2 separate regions of the Mus musculus genome follow, and region 2 is linked to region 1. A link is a contact called in ENCODE Hi-C data. All regions are on one chromosome and are shown on one strand. The core of a region is the stretch at or near the end of the contact, and the rest is flanking DNA. Distances in the headings are between cores, read along the strand shown.

Region 1 (2,925 bases), core at 137-2,636:
CTGCGTCTTTCACTCTGCTGAAAATGCTGAGCCCACAGAAGTAGAAACTAGAATGGTGGTCCAGAGGCTGGGAAAGGACCCAGGCACTGGGGGGAGGCATTAAAAAGAGTGGCTAGTGGATAGGATACGTAGTCTCAGCCAGACAGGAGGAAAGGGTTCGGATACTTCATTACACAGGACAATGTTCATAGCAGTATTCTATTGTATAATTCAAAGTAGTTAGAAGAGATTTTAAATTCCTTATCACAAAAAAAAATCATAAGAAACATAAATATCCGGAGAGATCAAAGGCACCCTATAGCGATGGACCATCAGCATCTGTCCAAACACACAGCTGCTGCCAGCACCATAAATGGGTGGCTGCCTCCCAACCCTGTCAGAGATCTGCTAGTTTAACTGGACTTTTAGCCCTTTGGAGCCATAAAGACCCCAGTCAAATTCCAGCTCTGTGACTCACTGAGATATGGAAGAACTAGAGACAGACCAGTCCTCTGGCCTGTGCAGACGCAGAAACAAAAGTGGCCGGCGGGGGGGGGGGGGGGGGGGGGGGAAGCTCCGGGAGCACTTCTATGTTGATGTTAATTAAGATGTGTTTAAATTATGTGCAAAGTGGGGCAGGCATGTGCACATGAGTGCAGGTGCCTGTGACAAACCAAGGACTCAGATGAGCCGGAAGCTGAAGTTGCAGACAGCTGGGAGCTGCCCCTCGTGCAAGAGCAGTACCGGCTCTTAAAGGCTGAGCCATCTCATCTGCCTGATGTTAATTCTTTAATATATAATTTTCAAAAATATTAACGTTGCATTTGGATAGTTGGTGTCTTTATGTAGTTTTTACAAAAATGGGTGTTAAAATACTAAGTAAACGTAAGATAGCTAGATTTGTGTGTCCGCAACTGGGGAGATGGAGTTTCAGAAATGTGCTAAGGACAGCCTGGGCTAAAAGACCTTAAATGCTTGGGGTCAAAACTCTGCAGCTATTCCCAGCTTGTGCACAAATGAAATCATTGCAAAGCCTTTGAAACAACTGCAGGACTTGGACAAGCACACCTCTGCCCTAGAGCATCACCCCTGGGGTCCTAAGCTCTGGCCTTGCTTTAAGAACTAACAGGAATCTAAGATGGTTCTGCTGTGTAGGGTGACAGCCTCTGCTACTCTGTGAAGGCGAGGCCTGGGGCGGGGGGGGGGGCGGGGGGCGGGGGTGTTTTCACAAAGAGTGCACTCTACTGTGTGCTGTGGGAATCTACAAGAAGTGTCCAGTTACCAGGGAAAAGGGGGAGAATGGCTCTGGGCTCAGGCACTGCCCGGCATGGTCCGCCGGCCAACTGTGCGGGTTTGTCGCCCCCTTCTGTCCCTTGTCGGAGACGGACATCGGTGCCCTGGAGGCTCACCGCGGGCGAGCTCTAGGTTAGGGTTGGATCTTGCAGAAAGGCACCTGAACCCTCAATGGCTAGAATCCAAGAAAGCAAAGGAAACCGAGTGGAGCCTAGAAGTGCCAACAAACCGCGTGGCTCTCAGTATTTCTCCCACGCCACTACACTGCTCACCTGAAGCCTGAGAAGAAGCAGGACCTGGGAAAAAAACTCCAAATCTCTTAGGGCAGTCACTCCTCTCTAGACTCAGAGTTCTTGGGTGTCCCCAAAGCAGAATTGGTTTCTGCGCTAACCCCAAAGGAGCCTGAACAAACACAGAAAAGCTTCCAGACATTCTGTAAGGATCAGCCAGTCAGCCTAGCAGTGACCTGGGGACCCCAGGAGTGGCTCAAAGGGATATGGGCTTTAGACAGGGTCCTTGTTCTCCAGGAACTTTCTAGAGAGGGAGAGGGGAGGGAGGGAGAAAGGAGGGGGGAGAAAGGAGAAAGGGAGAGGGAAAGAGGGAGAGGGAGAAGGGGAAGGAGGAGGGGAGGGAGGGAGAAAGGAGGGGGGAGAAAGGAGAAAGGGAGAGGGAAAGTGGGAAAGAGGGAGAAGGGAAAGGAGGAGGGGAGGGAGAGGAGAGAGGGGAGAGGAGGGGGGAGGGGAAAAAGGAGGAGAGGGGAGGGGAGGGAGAAAGGGTGAAATGGCCAGTGGTACTTGCTACCATTTACTGAGCCCAGCAATTTGCCTCCATTCCCCAGAGAAACAGCAATGCTGTAGGTCAAAAACCTACCCCAGTAGAAGAGGAGTAAAGATGGAGGGACTGAGGTTCACAGAGACCAGAGAGCACAATTAAAGCAAAAGGCCCAGTCTTCAGCCCTGACTGGTCCCAACCCCACGCTGTCCACTAGCATTGTCCGATTACACACATGGAAGGTAGACATAGAGGACACGCGCCCTGGGTGACAGTGGTCACCCTGGGTGACAGGCTGGTGGGTGGGGTACGGTGAGAATGTGCAAATGTTTAACTCCTGTCTTTCAAAACAAACAAGGGTCAGTGGGTCTGGAGAAATGGCTCAGCCATTAGGGTGCTTGCTGTTCTTCCTTCCAGAGAACCAGGGTCGGCTGCTCACACACACACACACACACACACACACACACACACACACACACCACAGAATTGAAATTTAATCATAAAAGAAGTTTTTGAAGTCCAAAATACATTGGTAGAATGTTGTTAGTAAGACTATTTTAAGGACCAAAGGTAGATTAGAGTCTTTGCTCAACAGCCACCTGTCCTTGATTTTATTCACAGCTTGCTCTCTCACGGGCATGCTCTCTCTCTCTCTCTCTCATTCTAGTAAAATGTTAATTGTGAAAGTGTTGATATTTATTCATTTTGGGTTAAAGATAACAGGCTGTTCGTTATCTTATTTTCTGTGTGGCTCTATATTTAATTTTTTTCCTAACTGATATTTCCAGAGAAGAAGCAGAGATGATGAGTGTCTTCATGTGACATGGTGACACCAGTGCGGCCACTCAGCTGTCACAGAGCTTCACCGGCCCAGGCCTCACT
Region 2 (2,925 bases), core at 287-2,786, 190 kb before region 1:
GTAAAAGAGATTCCTGAAGAGAGGAAAGAAGACCCCTTTCCTTATGTTCTCCATGTCTTTCTTTTCTTTTCCTTTTCTTTCTCTCTCTTTTTTTTTCAAGATGATGACGGTGTTAGCTTTGCACCTGACACTCAGACCTCCACTGTTTGTTGATGTGACTAGCCATCCCTGGGAAAGGTACCCAGCTGAGGTTGTGTAGCTTCAACAAGTTACCCTCAGTAGTAAGAGCTCCTGCCAAGGGAAAGACCGCATTCTCCCTGTCCTCCTAGACTGCATTCTCCCGAACCGGCTGTGGTTGATACAGCTGGCCCCTCAGAAAAGCAGCCTTTTGTTTTTCTTCTTTCTTGCAAGTTTTTTTTTTCTCTCTATTTTGTTTTCTGTAATTTTTTTTTTTAAGAAACACTGTTTCTTTTTAAAAACGCTTTTCTACCTACTAGTTTGCCAACCATATGGATACCCCGGGGGTGGGTTGAAATGAGATGAGGTGAGCCACTCAAGTTGTTGCTGCATCTTAAACATAGCACACAATGTGTTACACAAACACCATTCAAAAAACTGAGTCACAGAATTCAGATGGGAACCAGTACATATATAAATAGTGTGTGTGTGTGTGTGTGTGTGTGTGTGTGTGTATGTGTGTGTAATGGTAGAAAGCAAGGCAGTTTGGGGAATCAGGTTAAAATCATTGTGCCCAGTTTAAGCATCATAAAAACTCAGCCTTGTCAGTATTTACACCTGTCCTGCAACTCCCACCCAAAAAAGGAGCAAAAGTCAAGTGGAAATTTCTAAATAAGCGATGTCCCCACATTGAACTGAGGAGCACAAAGGCCGTGAAGCATCAATGGATGTGATAATTGTGTTGTCTCACTTCCTGGCTGTCCATACCCACACACAGAGCAGCTCTCTGTTTCTGGGCTTCGCACTATTTTGAGGGGTTTGGTTTGGTTTGGTGTTTTGTTTTGTTTTTTGCTTTGGCTCATGCCAGCCAGCTGATTGGCATGTAATGACTCTGATGAATTTTTGGCACAGTGGCAGAATACATCTTGGGAGGGTGAAGAACTCACACCTGGGACATGTTGCAGACATTTTTAGAAATCCATTTTCTCCCCCTCCCCAGTTCACACTGGACAGGGCTTGCTGCCACACCCAGCTCAGGAAGCCACAGCCCAGGCTCCTGGACACAGAGCGTAAAAGTGACGTGAGAGGTGGCTCAGGGCAGTCCCCACAGCTTTCTGCCTTGCACTGAGCAAAGCATGTGACCACAGCTCTGGAAAAAAAATGACAAGAGTCTTGGGCAGCCCATGGTGTCCCTGTGGGTCTCAGCCATCCCTGAAGATCTGGCCTTGGCCCTGAGCCATTCTGTCCCTTGTTCGACACCTGCCAGCATCTGGCCTCATTTCTACCATCCAGACGAGCTCTCCATGTGAAACTCGCACAGTTCTGCTGCTCAGTGAAGTGGATGAAGGAAGTAATAATGGCATCTCCAGAGGTTGAGTGTTTCATCAGCTACAAGCTGGCACGCCCATGCTCAGAGGGGCCCTGCAACCCATGTGGGATGTGAAATGCGAAGGCAGAAACAGACACACGTGGGTAACATGGCTCTGACTGCTGTATGACTCCCGTTCCTTTCATTCGGTCTCTGCCATCTGGGTCTCTCCGTCATCCCCATCTGGTGCTCCTCTAGCCACAGCCGCAGTGGTTCCCAGCTTCGGCCTCTCCATCAGCAGGGTCTGAGTTAGGAGCTCACTAAGGTGTAAATCATGCTGGGTGCAAACAAGAAGAGGAAAACAGATGTCAGCAGGAGTCTGTGGCTTTCATCAGCCCCCTTCCAAGTCTGGAGCCTATGGATTCAACTCATTCCCGTCTCTGTGGTCTCCAGTTCACCCATGGAGGCCTTGCTATAGCCCATAGTGTGTCTGCTAGGATGGCACCCCATGTCCCCTGTGGATGCTTATGAGCACTCTCACTGGGATGATCACTGTGGCGCATCACTTTTCCTGCAATTACAGGTGCCTATGGGGTAAGATTCTTCACACCACCATCTGCAACCACATGCTTACAGAATGGCTGCATCCTTACCCCTCCTCCCCAAGCCCCCGTGATGTTACATGATGTGTCAATTCCAAGGGTCTGGATGAAGAACATTGTCACTGATATCAGTGGGGTTGCATAAACACAGTCCTCGGGGCAAATGACATAAGTGAATCTTAACTGGGCATAGGTCCCCAAACCTCCTCCTTATGGGATTAGTAGTGACCAAGTAGGAGGGACCTGCATTCCTATGGCCTGACAAGGATGTCAGGCTAATTCTGCAAGGCTGACAAGTTGACCAGAACTACAATCTACTCCTCTGTCTATTTAGAAAAAGAAACAACTCTCCTGACATTAGAGACCCCACCCCTGACTCTAAGAAGTTGTCTAGGAGCAAAACCAAATAAAAGAACCTGGACTATTTTCCTCCCATCCCTGCACAGCTGGGAAGCCCCCTTTCTAGAGCCAGACACAGCAGATGTGCCCAGGCCCCACTGCCTAGGTCTGGAGCTAGACAGATGGATTCTCGCTGTACAGCTCAAACAGATCAACCACTTTCTAACTCCAAAGCCAGTCCTCTGACCATTGTGGACTGAGCCTAATTGTGGACAACTGTGGTGGTTTGAATATGCTTGGCCCATGGAGTGGCACTATTAGGAGGTGTGGCCTTATTGGGGAAGGTGTGGCCTTATTGGGGAAGGTGTGGCCTTGTTGGAGGAAGTATGTCACTGAGGGGGTGGGAAAGAGAGCTTCCCCCCAGCTGTCTAAAGATGCCAGTCTTCTCCTGTTTGCTTTCAGAGTAAGATATAGAACACTCAGCTCCTCCTGCACCATGCCTGCCTGGACACTGCCATGCTTCCCACTGTGATAATGGACTGGACCTCAGAACCTGTA

Evidence for each region. A loop is a pair of places that touch in the nucleus more often than their neighbours do.
Region 2: a map of Patski shows a loop between it and region 1 (2.1-fold over the local background). The contact joins two enhancer-like sites. A Hi-C loop is called at or near these places in 3 of 37 maps with a recorded cell type or tissue (Patski and left cerebral cortex).

The regions. Positions count from the first base shown.
Region 1 is chr1:181,271,477-181,274,401 of GRCm38, reverse strand. No RefSeq gene overlaps it. Among named protein-coding and RNA genes, the nearest start is that of Gm39718, 14 kb to the left of the region's middle. Within about 2 kb of position 1,386, at least 1 of the 3 ENCODE cell types and tissues checked has a DNase peak (open chromatin) inside an H3K27ac peak, as active enhancers do.
Region 2 is chr1:181,458,063-181,460,987 of GRCm38, reverse strand. Cnih3 (cornichon family AMPA receptor auxiliary protein 3) reads right to left here. Exons shown (of 6, transcript NM_001160211.1): 6 at 347-1,763. The coding sequence ends at 1,736. Among named protein-coding and RNA genes, the nearest start is that of Ccdc121, 52 kb to the left of the region's middle. Within about 2 kb of position 1,536, at least 1 of the 3 ENCODE cell types and tissues checked has a DNase peak (open chromatin) inside an H3K27ac peak, as active enhancers do.